2 separate regions of the Homo sapiens genome follow, and region 1 is linked to region 2. A link is an interaction called in ENCODE POLR2A ChIA-PET data of the cell type or tissue named here. Cell type or tissue: GM12878. All regions are shown on one strand.

The links. ChIA-PET counts read pairs that join two places held together with the same protein. Peaks named below come from ENCODE experiments on the same cell type or tissue, not always from the same donor. Only the 100,000 strongest peaks of a DNase experiment are listed, where the experiment ranks them.
Region 1: POLR2A ChIA-PET joins it to region 2 with 6 read pairs; 2 of 35 experiments call an interaction of 5 or more read pairs at or near these places.

What each region holds. Positions count from the first base shown.
Region 1 is chr5:6,827,562-6,831,561 of GRCh38, reverse strand. MIR4278 (microRNA 4278) reads left to right here and starts at 3,641; the gene lies at 3,641-3,709. LOC105374641 (a long non-coding RNA gene) reads right to left here and starts at 1,799. Exons shown (of 3, transcript XR_925740.3): 1 at 1,752-1,799. RefSeq lists enhancers at 733-1,234, 3,432-3,581. In GM12878, no CTCF peak of the experiment used is centred here; DNase peaks (open chromatin) are centred at 1,901 and 3,521; H3K4me3 peaks cover 1,746 bases; H3K27ac peaks cover 530 bases.
Region 2 is chr5:6,391,483-6,395,482 of GRCh38, reverse strand. No RefSeq gene overlaps it. Among named protein-coding and RNA genes, the nearest start is that of MED10, 15 kb to the right of the region's middle. In GM12878, no CTCF peak of the experiment used is centred here; no DNase peak of the experiment used is centred here.

The DNA.
Region 1 (4,000 bases), 440 kb before region 2:
ATGAGCCTGCAACAATATTTAATTGCATTTCAGCTCATTGAAAACTGGCTCAAAGAGAACAAAATGATGGCAAAGGGTGTTTCATCGTCTGAGGTGTGTGCATATCATTTTACCATTTTGTCATGTTATGGGGTTGGGGGGAGGTGTGTAAACCTGCCCTTGCTGGCAAATGGAAGTTCAAAGACAGTGGGCATAATTTTCTTGCCTTGGAGATCAAGGAATTATGTGTTGAGTGTATGGAGTCACAAGATGGAAGCTCCCAGAGTCTTCTGTCTATGCAAGTGAGGAAGCAATTGTTGCTGTATTAAGCCACTGAGATTTCAAGACATAGCCTATTTTGTTATGACTCAGACACTGTGCAAGCTGTGTGTGCATGAATGTGCCTGTGTGTGCATGCATGTGTGTGTGCATGGTGGTGCATGTGAGAGTGTTCCTGTATGTGCATGCATGTGTGTGTGCATGGTGCATGCAAGTGTGAGAGTGTGCCTGTGTGTGCATGGTGTGTGCACGTGTGAGAGTGTGCCTGTATGTGCGTGCATGTGTGTGTGCATGGTGCGTGCACGTGTGAGAGTGTGCCTGTGTGTGCGTGCATGTGTGTTTGCATGGTGCATGCATGTGTAAGAATGTGTCTGTGTGTGCGTGTGCATGTGTGCATGCATGGTGCATGCATGTGTGAGTGTGCCTGCATGTGCATGCGTGTGTGTGCACATGGTGCGTACATGAGTGTCTGTGTGTGTGTGTGCATGTGTGTGCATGGTGCGTGCACGTGTGTATGTGTGCATGCGTGTGTGCATGGTGCGTGCATGTGTGAGTGTGTGTGTGCGTGCTTGTGTGTGCATGATGCGTGCATGTGTGTGTCTGTGCGTGCATGTGTGTGCATGGTGCATGCATGTGTGTGTGTGCATGCATGTGTGCATGGTGCATGCAGGTGTGTGTCTGTGTGTGCATGCATGCGTGCATGGTGCATGCATGTGTGTCTGTGTGTGCGTGCATGTGTGTGTGTGCATGGTGCATGCATGTGTGTGCATGCCCGTGTGCACATGCGAGTGTCCGTGTGTACATGTATCTGATTATGGAAAGTCTACCTGAAAACCTGTGCGCTAGAGCTTAGCCAGAACCACTTCATACAATGATTCTAATGCTAGGGAAAAACCCATTTGCTGTCATTTTGGTTCTCTTTGAGCCAGTTTAATGAGCTGAAATATAATGAAGTTTTGTTATGGGCTTATCTGGGGTCTCCTGGAGGGTGCCAAGGGTCCTTTCTTACTCTGGGCTCCCTGGAGTTCAGTCACACCAACTGAGGAGCCCATCCTCTCTGGCTCTAGCGTGCCTGGGTCCCTTCTTTGGGGAATTCTCTTCCTAATCCATTTGTCCGTGGGACTGGCAGTTACCTCTCCCTGGTATTGTGTTGAGTTCATAACAGGCTGAGGAAATAGCACCAGAGCACCCATAGCACTCACTCTCGGAGGGCATTTGACCACCACTGGGAGGTCACTGGAGCAGCTCCCTGGACTTTTCCCTGGAGTTGGATGGGAAGGCGAGCTTACTCTCATGATTTGACCTACCAGCTTCTAGGGTAGGGCTGTCAGAAGCAACTTTTACCACCTGAACATTGTTTCATTGTAGTGAGGAACAATGAGACTGACCTGAAAAGCAGAATGGAGATGGCAGAGACATGAGGTGGCAAGGGATGGAGGGGGCATCCTGAGGACAGTGCTTTAGTCTCTGGGCTCAGCTCTTGGGACACTCACCTTGGTCGTCCCACTTAGGCGAGCTTCAGTTAGTCAATGTTGGGTTTCTGTCACTTGCCAGGAGCCTTGGCATTTAAGGCAGAATTTGTTTACTCTTAAATTAAGCAGCTCTACAAGTTTCATTTCATTTCATTGCTCATGATTTTCATCCCAGTTTCACTTCATTGCTCTGCTCTCTCAGGATGAGTCGTTGGCAGGGGAGAACTCTCCTTTCTGTAGTGGAATGAGTCAGTGTGGTGCCTGGATTGGCCCAACCGAGTGTGGGAGCAGATGCTCTCACTTGGACTGTACATCATCTTGAGTAGGTCAGTCAGCCTCCTGTGCCTCAGTTTCTCTATGTCCACAATGAGAATGTTAGCACCTTTCTCCTAGGTTCATCGTGTTGACTAGCTGGGCTAGTGTTCTAAAGCCCTTCAAACAGTTCCAGACACACAGTCAGTTCTGCTTCATTAGTAGCTGCTATCATTATGGTTTCCACGACAACATGCCATCTGACCCTATTTATGCCATCCTCCCTGGCCTGGGAGCCAAGGTCACGGTAGAACACCTGATGAGTCATGCCTAAGTTTTTGGCATCTTTAACCAAGACAGAGATCAGTAATCAAAAGTAAAAGTATTCAGTAAAACAGATGAATCCACATACCATTTTTGAATGTTGAAATATGTTCATCAGAACAACTTTAAAGGTAAATTGGGTCGAGAGCATGATTTAGTACAAAGGTCAGTAAAGTATGGCCCATGGGTCAAATCCAGCTGTCACCTGTTTTTATAGAACCCATGAGCTAAGAATCATTCTTACACTGTTAAATGGTTGAAAAAAAAAATCAAAAGAATGTTAACATTTTGTGACATGTGAAAATTATGTGAAATTGACATGTGCATATGCATGAAGTGTATTAGAACACAGCTGCCCCCTCTGCTTGCATCTCGTCTCTTGCTGCTTTTGGGCTACGATGGCAGAGCTGGGTTGAATTGTGGCCCACGGTGCAGAAAATATTTACTTTCCGCCCCTTTTACAGAAATGTTTGTTAACCACAATTTAACTCTTTTTAGCTTAATTCTTAATTTTCCTTTGTCCCTCTAAAATTTCAGACTTTCAGGAATTGAGGGGTAAACTTGAAACACGGGTTTGTAAGTGAGGACACTACAGCGCTGGCTTCATATAAGACATACAGGCAAACTCATGATCCTCACTCATTTCATTTCAGATGAAAACTGCTTTCCAGTGACAATCAGAAGGGGAAAGGTTGAACTGTCATTTTTCTGAGAAAAATAACATGGAATAAAAGGGCCTACATTCTCTTTCCTACATTCTCATCATTCTACAGTTATTTGGGGTTTTTATCTCTCCCACTTGATGTATATATTCATAAAACCTCAGGAAGAAACATGATCAAAAGTAAAACTGAAAGGAAAAAAACATAAAAATGTTCCTTGGTTTTGTTATGTTTTCGTCAAACTCAACGTTTAGTGAGTTGTTTTTATTTTCCTTTCCAATTGTATTTATAGGCTTCGCTCTTCTCCCTGATTTTTTTTTTTTTTTGCCTTTTTGCAAAACATTCCCTGGAGGAACAGCATGAATCAAGACAAGCTCTTTATCTTCTGCTGATTTATATAAAAATAGACAGCATGCATGGGCTTTTGCATGCTGTTTCATGAAATGCTCTTGTTTTTATCATTGTAAACTTCTGGGGCTCTGAAAAAATGATAAGGAAACGAGTCCTATCATCACCTCCCGAGAGTCAGCATTTGTTTCAGTTTCTCCATGTGATCTGTGATGCAGAGGTCTGGCTCTCCTGTGGGTGGGGCTTAGAGAAGAACCTCTGTGATACACAGGAGTGAAACGTTACTTAGCAGATGCAGCCTCACGTTTCCGTGATACTGTAATCATCTAACACCAGGAGAATCCCATAGAACATTGACATCAACACTAGGGGGTTTGCCCTTGTGGGGAAGAATCTAAGGTAACATCATGAGGACTCTAATAAATGCAATGGTGTTTAATTATGGTTTAGGGCTCTGACATGATGCAGAGCCCATTATGGACAAGTCTCTGGCTGAAAGTCCCTGCAAGAGGGATGGATTCTCAGAAAGCAATTTGTCATCATCGTTTTGCCCTTGGAAGTGAAACCCAAGAGCAACTGGGATTCCCCCGGTGCTCTCCTGGAGCGTCTTGGCCCCATTCTGTTCTCTTCCAGCATCTTTCATCTCCCATCTTCCCTCCTTCAGGGGCTCATTTTCAGAATTTT
Region 2 (4,000 bases):
AGCAGGAGGAGTGTGAATCCACACTCCCCGCTCATCTGCAATCCTCAGGGCACCTTGCTACGTGGCCTCGAGCCAGTTTTCAGAGGAGAACATGGAGGATTGGAGAAGCTGAGCTTCCTGCCGTAGCTGTCCTCACTGCAGGTGACAAACAGAGGCTCCAGTACCCCCTGCCTCCCCTGCCTTGTGCTGCCTCGGGGCTGTGCAAGAATGTCCTCTGTAGATAGGATGTGATCTCATAAATGGCCCACCCCCCATCCCTGCTGACCAGAAGAGTCTATCAGCTACGAGGCAGACATACCTATGTTATGTGTTATGTGTTATGTGTAACATGTGCCAGCAGACATCAGAATCTGCGCTTCCTGTGTGCCACCGCAGGGGTCTTAGGGCGGGAAGACTGCACTGTGTGTTATAGAACCGGGGCTGCTTCCATCTGGGTTGAATGCTCCACAGGATGAGACCTGGGCAGGACCAGGGCACGTGGGACTCTCCCGGGTGAACTGGGGGTGGGTTCTTCCAGCTGAGGGGGAATTAACCAGAGTGGAGGGTCCGGGGGAAGGGGTGGATGGAATCCCCGGGCTGATCTTGCAGCAGTGAGCAATCTATTGGGTTATCGCTCCCAACCCTTGCTCCTCCATGCGCAGGATGCTGGGTGACTCTTAGCGCTGCGTTTCCCACTGGTTCAGCTCTTGGGAAAAGCATCCTCCCACCACACAGGCTTGTGCTGGACCATGTGAAATGGGCTGTTCATCCATCAGAGTGTGAGTGGCCAGACACTGGCCATGGCTGAGCAGAGCCTTTGCATGTGAACTTGGGGCCTGGCCTAGGCTTCCTCACTTGTCTCACCACAGAATCAGTGCATTTCAGAAGGTGGCTGTCCTTCCAGCCTGGGTTCTGGATGAGAAGACATGAGTTACGCCAACCCAAGCTAAACCAAGCAGGTCCAGCCGACCCTGCCCCTGTCTTCACTTCATGTCTCAAAACAAGACAGAAGAGATCTTGGTGCAAGCCATTGACATGTTCAGGCTGTTTGTGGTCACAGCAAAAGGTGACAAATACAAATAATTTTGTTGAAAGTCTTCTTGTTTCTTCATGGCTTATCAGTTTTTCTTTTTCCTGGGTATACTTTTCATCCATTTTCTCATACGTGTAATGAGGGGTTGACTGATGTCATTTATCATAGCCTCCAGTTCTCCAATTCTCCATTCTGTGTTTCTTACAGATGCCAGTGGGTACAGGTGCAGAAGTAGGTGCCATCCTGTCGATGTCTTCTGGGGGGACCTTGTATCTTTGAGCATTCAGTATGAATGTCTAACAACTGGAGTCGCAGAGAGCAACTGAGTGCAAAGAACTAAGTGCTTGGAAACCTCTGGACACCTTGGACACAGCTCTAGTTACCTGCAGCCCCTTTTATGCCTTGCTAGAGAAGCCTAGATCTCTGCAGCAGACATGGGTGAACATGTGGAAGCCACCTGTGACTCTCAAGCTCTGTCTCCCGACTCTGGTCTGCATCATCAGTATGGAGGACACAGGCACCCACCTTTCCCCCACTGGGCTCAATTTCAAGTCAATGTCCTGCAGGACTGCTTCTGACAGGTGGGGCCTCCTTACCTGCACACTCATGCAGGAAGGCTGGTAATTGTAAGCTGAGCTTCTGGTCTCTGCATGGGAGAAGGGCTGCACTGGTCTCTGAGTACCTGCACAGGTGTCTCTCTCATTTCTCTTTCTCTTCCTCTTACAAGAAGCAAGAGAAGTTGGTTTCTCTTTCTTTTTTGGAGGCTGCAATTACAGATTTAGAGGGAAACTTGAGATGAAAAGCAAAGCTCCCCTGTCCTTTTATTCCTCACCACACACAAAGCAGCTTAGAGTAGTGGGACTCCAGCTGCATTTCTCAAGAGGGCACTATTGGCATTTGAGGGGTACACTCTGTTGTGTAGGAGTGTCTCATGGTGTGTGGTGTCCCCAGGCTCCAACCTACCCTGTGCCCACAGAGTTACTTTGGTGGGCAGAAGAATCCCTCCCTACCAGCCAGCAAAGATGTCCTTCTCTTCAGAGCCTGTGAGTGTGTTGGGTTCCATGGCCAGGACAGTTAAGGCACTGAGTGGGATTAAGGTTGTAATCAGTCGACTTTACAATAAGGAGGTGTAGTCGTCTGTCTTCACACCGCTGTAAAGAACTGCCTGAGACTAGGTAATTTGTGAAGAAAAGAGGTTTAACGGGCTCATGGTTCTGCAGGCTTGACACGAAGCATGACTTGGAGGCCTTAGGAAACTTACACTCATGGTAGAAGGTGAAGGGGATGCAAGGACCATCTTCACATGGTGGCAGGAGAGAGAGAGGGAGGGGGAAGGGCTACACACTTTTAAACCATCAGATCTTGTGAGAACTCACTCACTCACTATCAATGAGACCAGCAAGGGGAAAATCTGCCCCCATGATCCAATCACTTCATACCAGGTTCTTCCCTTAACATATGGGGGTTAAAATTTGACATGAGATTTGGGTAGGGCCATAGCCAAACCACATCAGGAGGTTATTTTGGATTATGCAGGTGGGCACAATGTAACACAACATGCCAAGGACCCTTAGAAAGCAAGGGGAAGGCAGGAGAGGCAAAGTCAGAGAGAGAGAGAGAGATGTGAGGACAGAAGGAGAGGCTAGAGTGATGGGATTTCTAGCTTTGTGGATGGAGGAGGGGCCGGGAGCCAAGGAATGCAGCAGCTCCCAGAAGCTGGGAAAGGCAGGAAGCCAATTCTCCCCGCAGCCCCCAGAAGGAGTGCAGCTTTGCAAACAGCTTGATTTTAGTCCCATGACACTCACTTCAGAGTTCTCACCTTCAGAATTTATGGACTGAGTGTGTGTTGTTTAAGCCACTGCATTTGCAGTAATTTGCTACAGCAGCAAGAGGAAGCTGGAGAACACAGTTATCCAGGTGTTGTGACACCGAAAAACACCCCCTCACCTTTCCTAATGATGCCTGGGTGAGTGGCCATCCCCGTGAAGAGCCGTTCCGCTCAGTGTTGCAAAGGTAAAGGGTGAGGAAGGATCTGGGCAGCAGGGACAGAATGCCTTTGTTTGGCCATGCTGCTGTTAGAGTACCATAGGGATTTGATGGCCAGGGGACACCTCAGAAGCCTCAATAGGTACAGTATTGGGTTTTCAGGTAAACTAACACTAGAAGAGTTATTTATGCAATCAGCCAATCATTCAGTAACCATGTACCGAGTACCTTCACTGTGCTAATCAATGAAGAACAAAAAGAGAAATGACAGTCCCTATCCTAGAGACACCTCCAAGGGAGACATCCAAACAGATACTGATATGACAACATGACACTTTATATAAGGGTGACTACCAACATTGAGTGCTTGATGGGGGCCAGACACAGCACTCAGTACTTCACTCGCATCACCCCCAAGAACCTGAGAAAACAAATGGCACCCGAGTGGTAGATGTGGGAGCCGTGATGCAAAGCCAGGTGCATTCGTGCAAAGCTAAGATGCTGTAACAGAGACCTCAAATGTCATCACAGTAGCTAACAAATGGGGATGCCATATTCTAAGTGTTTTACATTTATTACTTCATTTGATTCTCACAACAAACCCAGGTGATACGTGGACTCAGTGTCCCCAGTGCAGTGAGGAGAATTCTGGGGCACACGGAAATGAAGTCATTTGCCCAAGGCCATACAGTTATTAAGTGGTAGGGCTAGGATTTGAACTCAAAAGGTGAGCCCCAAGTCCCTGATATACCCATTATGTCATACTATTGATACTATCTTCCTAACTGTCCTAAAACATTGCCTTGTTTTTCTCTCACTCAACTGTTCTGAGATAAGTAATCCATTTAGGTGGAGAATCTCTGCTCCACTGGGCATTCTAAGATCCATGTTCCTTCCAAACCATTGCTCCTCCATCCTCAGGGGCTCTACTGGCTGATACAGTTGCCGCTGGTGACATGTGACTATTTTAATTTTAATTAATTTAAATACATTTAAAGACAA